Regions from separate parts of the Homo sapiens genome. Here all the other regions are linked to region 2. Evidence: chromatin contacts called from ENCODE Hi-C or POLR2A ChIA-PET data. All regions are on one chromosome and are shown on one strand. The core of a region is the stretch at or near the end of the contact, and the rest is flanking DNA. Distances in the headings are between cores, read along the strand shown.

Evidence for each region. Hi-C counts contacts between places; a loop is a spot of excess contacts on that map. ChIA-PET counts read pairs that join two places held with the same protein, here RNA polymerase II (POLR2A). Pooled maps may share reads with other maps.
Region 1: a pooled map shows a loop between it and region 2 (17-fold over the local background). The contact joins the promoter of PPP3CA here to the promoter of SMARCAD1-DT in region 2. A Hi-C loop is called at or near these places in 6 of 50 pooled maps.
Region 3: a loop to region 2 is called in a pooled map, with 24 times the contacts of the local background. The contact joins the promoter of KLHL8 here to the promoter of SMARCAD1-DT in region 2. A Hi-C loop is called at or near these places in 1 of 168 maps with a recorded cell type or tissue (CD8-positive, alpha-beta T cell) and 5 of 50 pooled maps. POLR2A ChIA-PET finds 5 or more read pairs at or near these places in 1 of 52 experiments (H1).
Region 4: a pooled map shows a loop between it and region 2 (18-fold over the local background). The contact joins the promoter of NUDT9 here to the promoter of SMARCAD1-DT in region 2. A Hi-C loop is called at or near these places in 5 of 50 pooled maps.
Region 5: a loop to region 2 is called in a pooled map, with 4 times the contacts of the local background. The contact joins the promoter of CENPE here to the promoter of SMARCAD1-DT in region 2. A Hi-C loop is called at or near these places in 2 of 50 pooled maps.
Region 6: a loop to region 2 is called in a pooled map, with 12 times the contacts of the local background. The contact joins the promoter of SLC9B1 here to the promoter of SMARCAD1-DT in region 2. A Hi-C loop is called at or near these places in 3 of 50 pooled maps.

Annotation. Positions count from the first base shown.
Region 1 is chr4:101,346,115-101,348,814 of GRCh38, forward strand. PPP3CA (protein phosphatase 3 catalytic subunit alpha) reads right to left here and starts at 1,412. Exons shown (of 14, transcript NM_000944.5): 1 at 625-1,412. The coding sequence starts at 682. PPP3CA-DT (PPP3CA divergent transcript) reads left to right here and starts at 1,663. Exons shown (of 2, transcript NR_033874.1): 1 at 1,663-1,895; 2 at 2,210-2,700. RefSeq lists silencers at 1-187, 208-567, 1,038-1,647.
Region 2 is chr4:94,206,276-94,208,975 of GRCh38, forward strand. It overlaps SMARCAD1-DT (SMARCAD1 divergent transcript), which reads right to left and starts at 1,281. Exons shown (of 9, transcript NR_125922.1): 1 at 1,255-1,281. It overlaps SMARCAD1 (SNF2 related chromatin remodeling ATPase with DExD box 1), which reads left to right and starts at 1,590. Exons shown (of 24, transcript NM_020159.5): 1 at 1,590-1,795; 2 at 2,071-2,309. The coding sequence starts at 2,120. RefSeq lists enhancers at 1,209-1,568, 1,667-2,170.
Region 3 is chr4:87,219,293-87,221,992 of GRCh38, forward strand. It overlaps KLHL8 (kelch like family member 8), which reads right to left and starts at 1,326. Exons shown (of 10, transcript NM_020803.5): 1 at 1,126-1,326. RefSeq lists an enhancer at 328-940 and silencers at 446-715, 1,056-1,545.
Region 4 is chr4:87,421,144-87,423,843 of GRCh38, forward strand. NUDT9 (nudix hydrolase 9) reads left to right here and starts at 1,430. Exons shown (of 8, transcript NM_024047.5): 1 at 1,430-1,869. The coding sequence starts at 1,763. RefSeq lists enhancers at 1,199-1,248, 1,318-2,252.
Region 5 is chr4:103,197,092-103,199,791 of GRCh38, forward strand. It overlaps CENPE (centromere protein E), which reads right to left and starts at 1,252. Exons shown (of 49, transcript NM_001813.3): 1 at 1,173-1,252. The coding sequence starts at 1,228. RefSeq lists an enhancer at 1,114-1,668.
Region 6 is chr4:103,018,371-103,021,070 of GRCh38, forward strand. SLC9B1 (solute carrier family 9 member B1) reads right to left here and starts at 1,335. Exons shown (of 12, transcript NM_139173.4): 1 at 1,229-1,335. It also overlaps a transcript of SLC9B2 not described here. RefSeq lists an enhancer at 1,176-1,676.

The sequences.
Region 1 (2,700 bases), core at 162-2,661, 7.1 Mb after region 2:
GCGCGGAAGGAAGCGCCGGGCTCCCCCCACGCTCTCCCGCTCTCTCGCGAGTCCTGTGCAGGCCCTTCCAGGGGGAGGGGGAGGGGGAGGGGGGCGCGGAGGGAATTGCTGCAATGGAGCTCCAAGACAACCCTGCCCAAGTGAGGCAGTCGGTGGAAAGCCACGGCCACATAAAAATGCCGTATTAATTTTTAAAAAGCCATCAATCACCCCTCCCTCTGCAGAAGAAAACCATAAACCCGATCCCATGCAAGCCTGTGAGCAGAGCCACCCACTTCCTATTTCTGTCACAGCAGCTACACCCTACCAGCAACCACCCCCCGGGCGCCCCCTCCCACCACCGCCACCCCCGCCGCCACCTCCCCGCGGCTCAGCCATTTGCCAACTGACGCCCCCGTCAATAAAAATGCCCCAAGTGAGGCTGGGTGGGACGCGTGGGGGAAGGGCGCCGCGGGGGCGGGGGGTTCGCGGGGTTCGCGGGTTGCACAATATCCTAGAAGGTCCGCGGCTGGAGCGGACAGAGGAGAACCTGGGGCGGGGGAGGGGAGGAAAGGCGAGGCGAGGCAAGCTGCCCTGGCGCCTGCGGCACACGGTGCACCCAGGCCACCGCGGCGCTCCGCTTACCTTTCACCACCCTGTCGGTCGTCGACAACTTGGGATCAATTGCCTTGGGCTCGGACATCTCCAGCTGCCGGAGGACAGCGACGCGCTGCTCGTCCGTCCGACTGCACACCCCGACCGGACCGGCGGGCCAGACACTCAACGCCGCCGCCGCCGCCGCCGCCGCCGCGCTGCAAACCGCTCGGCTGGAGGTCTAGGCTCTGAGCTGGCTTTAAAGTTGCTGCCTTTTCCGCGCGTCCCTCCTCCGCCGCCGCCGCCTTCACTCCTCCTCCGCCGCTGCCGCCAGCCCCGCCGACTCGCTCCGGGCTGCGCGTGTGTGGTGGTTATTTATTTATTTTCTGAGCACGCCTCCCGGTTCTTCTTTTATTCTTGGGGGAAGGGGGATGGGGAGGAGAAGCGCACACACGAGCACCCACCCCGGCACGGAGACCCAGCACCGCGGAATGGAGCCCCACGCGCGCACACACGGCCAGGATTAAGACCGATCACATGGGGAAGGCCGGGGGCGAGGGAGGAGAGGCAGGGCCGCCGATGTCAGTGCCACCAGCCGCACCTTGGCGTCCCCGGCGGCGGAGAGGCGGCCGCCGCTGCTGCCGCTGCTGCTGCCGCTGCCGCTGTTGCTGCTGCCGCTGCCCCTGCTTCTCCACACAGAGCGCCGCCGCTGGTGCCGCGGCCGCCGGAGACGTCCCGCCGCCGCGATCGCCCGCGCTCGCCTCTGCCTCCCCGCGCCGCTCCTCCACTCACCAAGGCACAGCCGCCGAGCTCGGCAGACACAGTCCCGGGCACAACCTACCCCCCTCCGCCGCCGCCGCCGCCGCCAACACCGCGCCCGCCTCCGCCTCCTCCCCTTCCTCCTCCCGGCCCCCGCCTCTTGCGCGCCTGCAGCCTCCTCCTCCCCACTGAGCCCGCCCCCGACCTCCCGCCCCGACGCCGGAGTTCCTCGCGTTCATTGGCTAGAGGGCGCATCACTCAGTGCCAGGTGGCGGCCTCCCCGCTTGTCCCGCCTCCCGCTCCTCCTCATTGTCCCCGCCCCTTGCTCTGTTTTCTTCCAGCTGCCGGACCAGCGGGCCTGCCGCCTCTACGGACCAGTCCCTGCTCAGGTGTCACTTTTGCTGGCAGGCCGAGATTAGGGCAGGAGAGTGGGCAAGGCGTCGCGGCCAGGAGGAGAAGGGCTCTACCACGCCACCCTCCTTTGGCCTCCGAACGCGGACCCCGCACACACACACCCGCGCCTCTTTGGCAAGCGTGCCTTGTCGGCTGGGTTAAGCCGCAGTGTGAGTAGCCAAGTGCAGAGGGTGTCTCCGGGTGTGTGCGTGGCCCACAAGAGGGCAAGAAGAGAGAAGGCGGGGATAGGAGGGAAGAGGGTGGGGGTGAGAGGCAGCCCTGAGAGGGCGGAGGAAGGAAGAGGCTGGGAGCTCGGCGCCCGCGGCGCAGCTGCCGTCGCTGCCGCAGCTGTCCAGGGAGGATCGCCAAAACGGCGACGAATAAACAACTTACCTTGCGGAGAAGAGCTACGACTGCGATGCGGTGTACGGTTGTTTTTGCTTTTGCGTTGGCGGCTTAGGGGCTGTTACTGTGTCCCACCCAGGCGTGCACACCGAGCGGCGGGGCGCTGTGGAACGCGGGAGCGGACTAGCGGAGGAGGATGCGGACCAAGCCCCAGCGACCCAGGGCAACTCGGAGCTACCTCGGGCAGCCCTGCGGGTCTCCGAGGAGAACCGAGGAGACGGGAGAAACATGGGAGAGGGTGGCCTTTTCCCTGTTCACACACACATGCACGCAGCCACTGGCCGGGACAGTTGACACCCATCTTCCTTCCCTGCTCCTTCCAGTCATTCTACACCCGCTTGGTGCTGCCAGTGCGGGCAGGGCCTTGGAGCCCAAAGCGGATCCCCACACTTGTCCCTACGGTCGGAAGGAAAGTAGAGGAGAGAAAGTCAGGCGCGGCAGGGCTAAGAGCAATAGTGGCCCAAATGTTCCTGGCCCGCCTGCTGCGCCACAGAGTCTGAAAAGCGGGTCTCCGTCTACCAGAAGGTGACCTCCACACAGCCCCTCTCCCCGACCAACTGCAGCACCCAA
Region 2 (2,700 bases), core at 31-2,530:
GTGGTGCATATACACAGTGGAGTATTATTTCGCCATTAAAAAAAATGAGATCCTGTCATTTGCAACATGGATGGAACTGGAGGTCATTATATTAAAGGAAATAAGGCAGGCACAGAAAAAAAACTTGGTATGTTCTCATTTATTATATTTGTGGGAGCTAAAAAATTAAAACAATTGAACGTATGAGAAACGGTAGAACGATGGCTACCAGAGGCTGGGAAGGGTAGTGTGGGGCGGGGGAGGACCCCGGTGGTCGGTGAGCATGGTTAATGGGTACGAAAATACAGTTTGAATGAATAAGATCTAGTATTTGATAGCACAATAGCATGACTACAGTCAACAACAATTTATTGTACTTTTTTTTTTGAGACAAGAGTCTTGCTTTGTTGCCCAGGGTGGAGTGCAGTGGAGTGATCTCGGCTAACTGCAACCTCCGCATCCCAGGTTCAAGCTATTCTCCTGCCTCAGCCTCCCGATTAGCTGAGATTACAGGCGCCCGCCACTACGCCCGGCTAATTTTTTGTATATTTAGCAGAGACGGAGTTTCACCATGTTGGCTAGGCTGGTCTCAAACTCCTGACCTTGTGATTCACCTGCCTCAGCCCCCCAAAGTGCTGGGATTACAGGCGTGAGCCACCACTCCCAGCTTATTGTACATTTTTAAATGACTAAAATAACTGGATTGTTTGAAACACAAAGGATAAATGCTTGTTATGGATACCCCACTTACCCTGATATGATTATTACACATTGCATGCCTGTATCAAAATATCTCATGTACCCTATAAATATGTACACCTACTATGTACCCGCAAACATTAAAAATTAAAATATTTTTAAAAAATTAATTAATTAATCAAATTCCATTCTAAGAACAATCAAGCCGAAAGTGAGGAATTACTTTAAATGCTTTGAAGCTCAGCATCCCGGGGTTCTTATCCGTCACTAATTACCTATACATTTGCAGGTCTCAGTTTCTTTGCTTTGTAAACATAGGCTTCTTGTAAGGATTGGGATTATACACTGAAAAAGCTTAGCACAGTATTATTACTATTATGCTATCTACATTATATTATAGGTGAAACACTACAGATTATAATACATACAATATATACTAATTGTATTATATATTGTTATTTTTTGTCATTATGCTATTTACTATTGTTCTATTTAATAACTCTCTAGATAATTTAACAGGACAAAGGTACAGAACAATCTGGCCCTTACAAGCCGGCGGAGACGGGTACGAATTACCATGACAACAGCGCGCGCCTCGACATTGTCGGCTCGCGCGTTGTTTGGGAAGAAAAAGCCTAGGCTGCGTGTTGCGTCATCATTACGCGCTCTTAAGGTTTCTCCGTGGTGTTTTGGAAGGTCCCGGCACGGCTACCGTCGCCCCACGCTAGGAAATTTTTTTTTTATTTTCAACCTTTGTTACATAGCACTGAGGCTACAAGATCGTAAGTACTGAGGGAAGAAAGAACAAGCGAGCGATTGAACGTTAAAAAGATGCCTTAGCATGCACTCCACCTCTGAACCTTCCTGTGTGTTCTTAATCCTATCAGCTTCCTCTCAGCTGGGATCGCGCCGCGTCAACTTCCGGGCGGATGCCCGCCAGCACGGCCTCCGCCGCTCCCCTTCTTTGGCCCCTTTGTGTCCCCGCAGTGTCGAGGCGCGGGCCCTGGCAGGTCCTTTCTCGAGGCAGGGGGCACGGTAGCACAGGGAGCTTCTCTTTGTGGGCGGGCGCGAGGCCCGCTAGGGGGTTATACTGGGGAACGTGCCTGCGCGTGCTTGGGTAAGAGGAGGTTGCATGAGGGTCAGCTCGTGGTTTCAGTAAGGAGGGGCGGGCGGGGGAGGCGGACGAAGGGGAGTGAAAAGCAATGGAAAATTTTAAAAGATACCCCCGTCCACCTTCTAATTGTTGCGGCCTAACAATGAAGCGCAGCCATAACAGTCCTGAGCCACTGGCATGTTTGCGGGCCCTTTATTGCCTTGGGAATAAACTGCTGTGGCATTGTATCGTATATTGTTTTCATGGCCTTTTTTCCTCTCTTTATTTTTCCCCTGCAGATAGTTCATTTAAAGCCCCCATCCCTGCAAGGTGGTGCTTTCTACCAATATGAATCTTTTCAACCTGGACCGTTTTCGCTTTGAGAAAAGGAATAAGATTGAGGAAGCGCCCGAAGCAACCCCTCAACCTTCCCAGCCTGGCCCTTCTTCACCAATTTCTCTTAGTGCTGAAGAGGAGAATGCTGAAGGGGAAGTTAGCAGGGCAAACACTCCTGATTCAGATATAACTGAAAAAACAGGTGAGTTACAATGTTAAAATTGATGTAACATCAAGGACAGTTTTTAAAAGATGAAAGGCAGAAGGGATTCTCATTTTTATTCTTGATGTCATATATATTGATGCATTGTCCTGCGGTGTGCCCTTTTAAATACAGCTTTGGGACTGCCATAAGCACCATGTACCCTCAACTGAGCATCCATCCATTGTCGCCTCACTTTTATATGAGTTCTTCGAATATGGCCCCATGGTGGAAGTTGAAATTAGAATTTAGGGCATCCATAGGTCAGAACGGTTGCTATTGGAAGAGCGATGTCAGTGATTCAGTCCTATGATAAACTTTGAGGCTATTTGGGCAGACATTTTCATTCATTCCAGTATTCCCTCAAAATATTGATCATCTACTGTGAGCT
Region 3 (2,700 bases), core at 76-2,575, 7.0 Mb before region 2:
AGAACACGAGAAAGATGCGCGAAGAGGATTTCCTTCTAGAGAGAGAATAAAGAACACCAAGAGTCCAACAATTACCATCTTGTATAGGAGAAAAACAATGCAAAGGAAAAAACGTGCAACCAGCAGATAAAATACTTATGTCAACCCAGGTTCTAAGGACCTTTTCCCAAAGTATCCCTCTAAACTGGTAACATTAGCTTAGGGCAGAGTCAAGAAGAAAGTTATGCCATTAACACAGATGAAAATACTGAACGTTTTCTATGAAAAGTCACCCGATTAAACACTGCCAAGAGGGAAAAACAGTGCAAGTCCAGTAAAGCACGAGACACGTAGAAAATTCAAGCTATGTAGCCAAATCGCTCTCTCTGAAGAAAACAGCAAGCCAACTGAACCCAGCACGGAGTGGAAGGCGTAAAGAGCTGTCATCGTGGCGGTAACAACTCCACCGGGCGGCTGAGCGTCTAGAAAGAGGCTGCGGTTCCTGGTTCCACATCAGGAGGCACTCTCCACAAGGTCTACACCGCCGCTCCCGGGAAGGCACCTCCAGGGCGGCCAGCAAGCCCCCCGAGTGGGGACAGGCAGTGCCTTCCTCGCCTCGTCCCCGCGCGGCGTGGCCCGGAGGTGGCCCACTCGCCCCGCCCCCGCAGGCCGCGGCTCCAGGGGGCGTCCGGCCGCCCTCCCGGGGCCCCGAACCCGCGCCAGCCGCACCGCGCCTGCCCTCTTCCTGGACCCCGCGAAGCACCTGCCTGGGCCCCTCTTCGAAAGACTGGGAGGAAGGAGTCAAGGAGCTGCCGGGGAGGCTGACAGAGCCAGAGGCTGGAGCTCCCCTACGGGAGCCGGGAGCATAACCCTGCTCCTCCCGCCAATGGGGGCGACAAAAGCCGTGGAAGGTTGCTCAGGGGCTGGATCTCCTGCTGTCCGGGCCCCAAGCCCTCTCAGCTGTGGAGTTTCGGTTGGTGCACGAGGGCTCGAATTTCCTCCGCACACCGGAGACCCAAGACGGGACGGTGTTGCGACTTGGGGGCTGGGGTGAGGGAGGGCTCGGCGCGAGCGGACGGCACCGCACAAAGGAAGAGGGGACTGAGGGGAGACGAGGGGACTGAGGGGAGACGAGCGTCCCGTTACCTCGATCCTCGACCCTGTTCTTCCTGATGTCGCTAAGGTTGCAGCCACGTTACCACGCTCCCAGAGCCCCGGCCGCCCTCAGCGGAACCTCACCAACCCCGCGCGAGCACCCGGCGGACGCGCGCTCTCCTGCGCGGCCCCGCGGAGCCCCGGCGGGCGCTTGGCGTCCTCTCGCCTCAGCCCCCGCGAGCCGCGGCCTCTGGGGGCGGGGCGGGCTGGGCGGGGCTGCGCACGGCACTCTGGGAAGTGTGGTTCTCGGGACCTCCTCCCCGAGGCCACCCCCACGGCCTCGCCCCCGCGGCTCCCTAGTGGGCGGCCGGGTCTCAGGGACTGGGCAGTGTTGCCCGGCCTGGTGAAGGCGGACCAGGGCGTGGCGGAGGTCCCCATAACAAATCTTGAAATAAAACACTGCCTAAATACCTTTGAGCTTATCCATGCTTCACTTCTGCGGCGGTACAAAATTTAGTTTCTTTGTATGTCCATCAAATCCCCTTCTGCGGTTGTGAGTGTTCCTGGGATTTATGTCTTTGAAAAAAGAAGGGGAAAAAAAGGTTTGCATTTATTCCTGTGTCACTTTCACCACGTGCTCTACAAAGGATATACAAAACAACTGTGTTTATAAATACACACCCACAGTTTGTAAACCTAAGGAAGCAGTTGATTGACCTGAGAGCTCGCTGCTAAAAAGCAGTGCAAGTGGCCATGCGCGGTGGCTCACGCCTGTAATCCCAGCACTTTGGGAGGCTGAGGCGGGCGCATCACGAGGTCAGGAGTCGAGACCATCCTGGCCAACATGGTGAAACTCCGTCTGTACTAAAAATACAAAAATTAGCTGGGCGTGGTTGTGCGTGCCACCAATCCCAGCTATTCGCAAGGCTGAGGCAGGAGAATTGCTTGAACCCGGGAGTCGGAGGTTGCAGTGAGCTGAGATTGTGCCATTGCACTCCAGCCTGGCGACAGAGCAAGACTCCGTCTAAAAAAAAAAAAAAAAAAAAAAAAAGCAATGCAAGTAAAAGTGCTGTTGAAATGAATTAATTTTTCTATAATGTCAATAAAGTGGAATGTGTGAGGCGGGAGATCAAGAGACAGCAAAAAAACAAAATTTTTTTTAAAGAAAGATATTCCCCTAAATGTGTCTTTTGCCAGACTAACCTCAAACTTTCACAATCCTAGGAGTCTATTTCAGAATAAATTTAATCCTAGGACCTTTATTAATATTAACACATATGAACATTAGCACATTGATTTTAATAGAAATGAACATATATATATCTGTATATATATATGCATCTTCTATAAAAACCCCAAAGCAACTATTTGAATTTGAAATTTTATTTCTAGAAAAAAAATCACATTTTTTACATTGAAATATAAATAATTCTTAATATTTCAAAATATTCCTCTTTAGAGCATTAGTATTTTGCACATTTAATGCAAATACCTTTAGAAAAATAGAGTAAGATGAGTTTTAAAGAAGTATGCAGTGAAGAAAAGTCATAAAATGTGTCTGGAACGTGATGTAAAAATTGTTGGGACTCAGAAATCGATACCCCAAAATATGGTGCTTTGCCGCGC
Region 4 (2,700 bases), core at 180-2,679, 6.8 Mb before region 2:
CCACACCACAGAAACAGCGGATCATGTAAGTAAAAGTCAAATAGTTGCCACATCAATAAGCTAATATAAATGAAGTAAGCCTGATTACAAGCTGCTTTGGACAGTCTGGGTTTCCAACTTTGTTTGTCGGTTTGTTTAATTTTTGCCTCTCAAGTTTATTATCCAGTATTATGTGTGTTGCCCTCTGTTCCTCCTCCAGCATGTGTGCCTATTTTCACAGCTTTTCTCCTCCACGAGTTTCCAAGGGCCACAACTGGTCCTAGCAAAGCCTTGTGAATGAAATCCAGCAATTGGAGCAGACAACTTGGTTAAGAAAACAAAAACAAAAAACCAAGAAACCCTTCAAGATACGAGGGCTGAGTCTCTGGACTATCTCCTCTTGCTGTAACCGCCCAAGGGGTTCACCTTTCCCGCTTCCTAGACAGAGCTGATTCATCAAGACAGGGGAATTGCAATAGAGAAAGAGTAATTCATGCAGAGCCAGCTGTGTGAGACCGGAGTTCTATTATTACTCAAATCAGTCTCCCTGAGCATTCAGGGAGCAGAGGTTTTTTCTTTTTTTTTTTGATACGTAGTTTCACTCTTGTCGCCCAGGGTGGAGTGCAGTGGTGCGACGTTGGCTCACTGCAACCTCCACCTCCCGGGTTCAAGCGATTCTCCTGCTTCATCCTCCTGAGCAGCTGGGACTACAGGCGCGTTTACCACCATGCCCAGCTAATTTTTGTATTTTTAGTAGAGACGAGGTTTCACCACGTTGGCCAGGCTGGTCTTGAACTCCTGACTGCAAGTGATCCCGCCTCGGCCTCCCAAATCAGTCATAATTTTGCAAAGGCGGTTTCATTCCCATAACGAAGTATTATTCAAAAATATGGCTAAGACCTGCGTCCTTCCGCAACAACTTACTCCCTAAAAAAACCAGAGCAGGGCCAGGCGCGTTGGCTGAGGCCTGTAACCTCAGCACTGTGGGAGGCCCAAACAGTTGGATTATTTGAGCTTGAGAGTTGGAGACCAGCCTGGGCAACATGGCAAAAATCTGTCGCTACAAAACATACAAAAATTAGCCAGGTATGGCGGTGTGTGCCTGTAGTCCCAGCTACGTCGGGGGCTGAGACAAGAGACTCGCTTAAGCCCAGGAGGTTGAGGCGGCAATGAGCTGAAATCGCGCCCCTGCACTGCAGCCTGGGCGACAGAGCCAGACTCTTGTCTCAAAAAACAAAAACCAAAAACCCAGGGCAGCAAGTCTCTCTCAAACCCCTTGGCTTCTTTCCCACTTATTCCCGTTCCAGTTCCTCGTCTGTTTCACCTTTCCTTTCCTCTGACACTTTCTTGGTAGTTCCCTGCGTCCCCAAGTAAGCCTGCGCAGACTGGGAAGTCTGGGAAGTCGGAGAAGGAAGGCGCTACCAAGCCGGCAACGCACGACCTTTGCTTTGCGGCGCGGCCGTAAAGCGCCATTACGCAGAGAGAAAGTTACGAGGTTCGTGGCCGCGGTTTCCCCAGGCAGCTGGCGCTGGAGGCTTCGGCGTCACGTGCTGGTCTGGATTTTTCTCGATGCACTGGGGAAAGCGGTGGACTCTTATCGTGGGAGGGCTCTTGATCTGTGATTTATAGATAGGCACAGCTACTCCCGTTCGGGAACCCAACGGCAGACAGGTCCTAGTGCCCATCAGATACCCGCGGCCGGGACTCGGAGCTGTGGGGTGTGGGGAGGCGGAGGCACCAACTAAGAGCGACCTAGCATCGCAAAGCCGCCCTCGGGGCGCTCATGGCGGGACGCCTCCTGGGAAAGGCTTTAGCCGCGGTGTCTCTCTCTCTGGCCTTGGCCTCTGTGACTATCAGGTCCTCGCGCTGCCGCGGCATCCAGGCGTTCAGGTATTCCACCCTCCTACTACCGGCTCCTTTGCCCTAGACCTTGAGTTGGGGGTGGGAAGCAGCTTTTTTTTCTGGCGTATTCTGTAGGCTTTGCTTTGCCTCTCGGGTTTTTATAGTCATATACAAGTTTTCAAAAAGGCTCTAAAATATTTTATCTGCCTTTTGAGGAAAACGAGTGGCAGGGACCCTTCTTGACTTCTGATTTTGAAATTTGCCATTCTCTGTAAATCATTGTTAGTATCACGAGAGAGTTTAAATAGCAATTGTTTGGGGTGGTGGTGTCCCGTGCCATTTTTTTATGGTTAATACTTAAAACATTATTATTAGTATTAATACATGTACATAGTTAAAACAACTTGAAAATGTAAAATGAAAAGTAAAATCACTATTCCCCCTGTCCCCTTTCCAGGGTGGACAATATATTATATTTACTATCTACCTCCTTTTTTTTAATAATTTGTCTATTGTGGTTAAATTTAGGGATTTATGGTGTCTTACACTGCCTCCTTCTGTTCTTCCCTTCTCCAGTTTTTATTCTTTGAGTTAGTAAACACAGGGTCCTAGGTGCAGCAGCCTTTTCTTATTTTATAGATATTAAAAGTCTTGAATCTACAAAGATGATAATTAGAAAAATCTATTTCCTAAATAATTTACTTACTGTTGGTCAATTGTTCTGTGTCTTTTTGGTCCTGTTTCCTTCTGTTGCTTTTTCTCGAACATGTGATGGGCACTGGTTATCTGTCTATATTTTGATTAATATGAGTAATAGGTCTTGTTTTCAGTACATGGGTCGCTAATTGACTTTTGGCTCTGTACCAGGTTGCCTAGATA
Region 5 (2,700 bases), core at 2-2,501, 9.0 Mb after region 2:
GGATGGATTCAAAATGCAACTCTGATTATGTCTGTCTTGCTTAAAATTCTTAAAACCTTTTGGAAACTTATGAAATCCTCAGCAGGGCACGAGTCCTAGATCATGTCATTTCTCTCTTCCATTTTCCTCTGAATTCCTAGATACATCCTAAGCTCTACCTGAAGGTCTTCCCCAAATGACAGATGTAACCTCTCTGTGCCTGGAATACTCTGACTTCCCTTTCCATTAAGTAACATAGGGATTATTTCACTCATGAAAAGCGTCAAGACTTTTCTGACACCAGTTCACCCCACGGGAAGCTTTCGTCTCTGATGGGCTAATAACTCCTCTAGCAAACATTCTCTACCTGCCCATCATAACACTTGTCAAAAGGTATCCTAATGGTTTCTTTATGTAGCCGTTTAAGGCATTAGATAATGAGCTCCTCAAAAATAGGAAATTCCTGATCTTGGTATTTGCATTTATTAAACCCCGTGTTCAATAAAAATTTCTCACACACACAAAGTGTTAGCATTTCGGGTCGAGGGCCAGAAGCTAGTGAAGCAAACCGATTTCATTTATTCCTCTTCCTGCTTTTTCTCCCTAGCACTTATTACCTACATATCACCACTTAACATCCTACATTTTCAACTTTACTTTCTGTCTCGTCCCATTAGAATGGAAGAGCCACTGGGCAATGACGGGAGTGTCTGTGTTGTACAAAGTCACTAAAAAAAAATTGATAAATATTTGTAGAATGATCTTGAGTGACGATTGAATGTAATGTGACAAGACAGACTAGCCCTTGTCTTCAGAGGGTCTGGAGACAGCAGTTAGGTGTAAAATGACTAACTGTGATGAGGGCCAGGAAGGCACGGTCCCATACGACTTCTCTAGGCGGGGAATGGGGCAGGGAGGAGCAGATGCCGCAAGGCAGAGCAGCACAGAAGGGAAGGTCTGTATGTCAGCGAGACTGAGTTAAATTTAAGTGAATCTCGCAGCTGGAAAGTATCTTCTAGATCTCCGATCCTCCCCTGTCACTTTACAGACCCTGAAACGATGGCCAGCAGCCGAGTCACTAGACAGCAGAGCCGGGAAGCAGCGGCTCCTGGAAACATCGTAGGCCTCGCCCCTCCGGCTCAGGGCGGCGCCGCAGGCCCAGCGGGCACCGGGCCGTGGTGTGGCCCCCCTACCTGCTGTTCAGCGGCCGCACTCGCACGCAGACGGCCACGGCTCCTTCCTCCGCCATCCTATCAGGCTGAACTGGTCCCAGGAAAATGGCCAGGACCCTCCGCGGCCGGCACTTCAGGGCTCACAGGCCGCCCCGCCTTTAAATTTAAAATTTCCCAAACGCCGCATCTGATTGAGCCGTGGCCTCGTGACGTCATGGGCCATTCCACGTGCGGAGCAGCGCGGGGGACGCAAGGCGGGCGGCGTGACCACTGCTAAACAGGAGAGGGGATTTAAAGGGCCCAGCAGAGAGTCGGAGGAGAGGGCCGAAGGGAGGGGCTCCCAGGAGTGGGCAGAGAGTGGTGGTCCTGGAATACCAGAATACTATTATCTGCCAAAAGCTAGCGAACGTCATCCTCCACCCCATCCTTAAAAAGTTTGGAACCTGTAGACGAAACTAGGTAGAGATACATGTATTTTTCACTACCCAAACAGAATTGCCGTCTTTTAAAGAAACTGCACCAACAGTTTAAAATAAACTTTCAACAGCAAGAGTTGAAATTCGCTGTCCAGTCCAGAAACGTGACAAGCCTGTTGTGCGCCTTAGAAAATCTGAGTTTAGGCTTTTCTCCTGTTTCTCTCTCTCTGTAACTCGTTTCCATTAGCTGTGGCTTCCTCAGAGGTTGAATTAGGGAAAATAAATACCGAGGACTGAAAAACTCATTGAGTAATGGGTTGATACTTTTTTTTTCTTCTTTTTTTTGGAAACGGAGTCTCGCTCTGTCACCCCAGGCTGGAGTGCAGTGGTGCTTATCTCTGCTCATTGCAGCCTCCACCTCCTGCATTCAAGTGATTCTCCTGCCTCAGCCTCCCCAGTAGCTGGGATTACAAGGTGCCCGCCACCACGCCCAGGTAATTTTTGTATTTTTAGTAGAGACGGGGCTTCGCCATGTTGGCAAGGCTGGTCTCAAAGTCCTGACCTCAGGTGATCCACTTGCCTCGGTCTCCAAAAGTGCTGGGATTAAAGGCGTGAGCCACCGCTCCTGGCCTGGTTTGTTACTTTTATTAACTAAGAGGGAAAGCTATTCTAAATACAGTGATTTTTTCCCAAAAATAATGCTTATTTTCCCTTTCTTCTCTCTCTCTCTTTTTTTTTTTTTTTTTTTTTTAAATAAACATGAGTTCTTGCTTTGTCACCTAGGCTAGAGTGCAGTAGGCTGAACACAGCTCACTGCAGGCTCAACTCCTGGCCTCAGCCCAAGTGGGGTTCCCACCTTAACCTCCTGAGTAGCTTGGATTACAGGCACATCACAAGCCCAGATAATTTTTAAATTTTTTTGTAGAGACGGGGTGGTGGGGGGATTAGGGTAGGGAGTGGGGTCTCACAGTGTTGCCTAGGCAGGTCTTGAACTCCTAGGCTCAAGCAATCCTCCTTGCCTTGGCCTCCCAAAGTGCTGGGATTACAAGCATGAGCCATCGTGCCTGGCCTAGCTTTTTATGTGTACTTTAGAAAGCTATCCAAGATGTTTCATTTATTAAGAGAAATTCAAG
Region 6 (2,700 bases), core at 85-2,584, 8.8 Mb after region 2:
CTAAATCTGTATAGAATTTTAAAAAGTAAGTTAAAAAAAATTCTGGTACTCACAGGGGACAATACCTATGAATGCCCTTTTCATAGGCACACAGTGACTAAAATATTTGGGGCATGAATTCTCTAGGGGTGACAATAATAAGTGTCATTTTTCATGCTTCTGTTGCACACATAATTATATTTATCTCTAAGGAAAATCAGAGAGTGGGGTGTGGCCTCCCTCAGTGCCACCTGGGCCAGTTGTCTCCCCACATCACCAAATCTGTTATTTCACAGGCTCTAGGACACCCATAGAGGGGGAGTGAGGGACCTGGTATGGTCCCGTGAAGAGCTCTTGTAACACTACTGATTGATGTGACAGACACAGTATGTGTGCAACTTTCCTTTTTCCTTCAAAAGCACTGGTCTAAAGCAGGGATCCCCAACCCCTGGGCAGCAGACAGGTACAGGTTTGTGGCCTATTAGGAACAGGCCACACAGCAGGTGAGCAGGGCTAGAGGATTATGCCTGAGCTCCAGCTCCTGTCAGATGAGCAAAGGCATTAGATTCTCATAGGAGCACAGACCTGATTATGAACTGCGCATGTGAGGGATCTAAATTGCGCCTTCTCAAGAGAATCTAATGCCTGATGATCTGAGATAGAAGAGTGTCATCCCATCTTGCCCCCCACCCCAAACTGTCTTCCATGAAACTGATCCCTGGTGCCAAAAAGGTTGGGGACTGCTGGAAGTGCTTGTCCCCTGGGTTAAAGCCAAGAGGAGTAAACAGGATTAAGGGGCGTGGATGTGGGTGGGTGGGGGAAGAGAGCTTTCTCAGGATCGGCAACCAATCCCAGAATCTCCAGTCGCAGGAGCATGTATGTGAAGGTTTATTTGCAGGGATCCACCGTTTGTAAAATAGTACACGCTTAATAAAATTAATTTTGAGGTCAATCTTAACTGACAGATCTCTTCTTTCTTACTGGCGAGTATTTGTAAAATAAGAAAAACAGGAGGAAAAGAGAACAAACAAGAGAGATGTGGGATGACGGAGTAAGGAAAGGAGTCACGGAGAGGAGAGACAATGTCTGTGGCTGTTCCCTCAGCGTCTGGGAGAAGAGCCCAAGAATCCCATTGAACTGAGGGGGAGGAAAGGCCCTCCTGCGGCCTACCGCAAGGAAACGATCGCGGCAGACCCGGGACTAGCGCCAAAGGGCTTGGAAGGGCGGCGTTAAGAAAAATGGGCCGTACCTACAACTTCTTTCGCAGCCCTCGCTGGCCCGGGAGCGGCCCAGGAGCCCAGTGACCGTTGCGTAAGCCACGCGCCACCCAGGTGGGCAGGGTGGTGACGCGAAAGCCCGGATAGACTTCCGCGCAGGGGCGGGGCGGGGCGAGGAGGCGGCAGCGCGTTTAAGTGACGTCTTGGCTGTCCGCGCCGGCAGAGGCGAGGGTTCTGGGGTTTCTGGGACTGTCTGGTGTGTTTTCTGTCTATTGAACCCTTTCCTTTCGACGTCTCTTCTGAATATTGACTCATCGGGTTGTAGAAATCCAGGGACAGAGTTGACATCACTGGGCATTTTAGCCAAAAAGCAGTGCTCGGGACTGCATGTGCCAGAAGTAAACTTGTCAAAACTCAGATTGTGTTTCCCCTAAAGTCAGCTTAAAGTGCAATGGTAGAAGAGCACGGTCTCTCCCCAAGACGGCCTGAGCTTAAACTGCAGCGCTGTCACTTGCTAGCTATGGGACCTAGGCAAATACATCGTCTCCCTGAGGTTGTCTTCTCATCTGTAAAGGACGCTGTGGTGGTGGTGTGAGAATAAATGAGACATGGCAAGTGTCTGGAACAAAGACGCTGTGTACAAAGTAAACACTTAATATACTGTTATCAGTATAAAACCTTTGTGAGTTTTTTTTTTTTTTCCGCATGAAATCTTATGTGGAAAGTTGTATGTGAAAGAAATGAAAGCGGAGCTGCGTTGATGGTGGGCCCAGAAGCTTTGGCCTTTCAGTCCCAAAGTTTCCAGTAATAGAATCCGCGCTTCCTATAAAAGACAAAAACAACTGTTATTGGAGAAAGTGTAAACTTCTTAGAAAGACAAACTGCCCTTTCCTATCTAATGTTTCTCCTGACACTCAATGTTTACTCTTGAACACTGTATTCCTTTTTGCCTCAGTGCGTTCTGTAAAGTTAATTCCTCTACCGGAGTGTTCTTTTTCTTAGTCATCATCTAAGATCTGATCCAAATTACCGTTCCTTCTTGGGTAACTTAAATACGAAATTATCTTTTTATTGGTTTTGTTGACGTTGTTGAGACAGGGTCTCACTCTATTACCCCGGCTGGAGTGCAGTGCGATCTAGGCTCCCTGCAGCCTCCTCCTCCTTGGTTCAAGCGATCCTCCTGCCTCCTGAGTAGCTGGGACTACAGGTGGGCACCACTACCCCCGGCTAATTTTTGTATTTTTAGTAGAGAGGAGTTTCACATATTGCCCAGGAGGACTTGAACTCCTGGACTTAAGTGATCTGCCCGTCTTGGCTTCCCACAGTACTGGGATTACAAGCGTGAGCCACCACAGCCCTGCCCTTTTTATTGTTTTTAACACCTTCCCTCCTTCAACGTGTTATAGACATCTCAGCAAGGATTTATTTTTCTTCCTCGTTTCAGGAGAGTAGACAGGGTTTCATGATTATAGGGTTAAGGAAATGTTTTGTACTCATGAAAAGG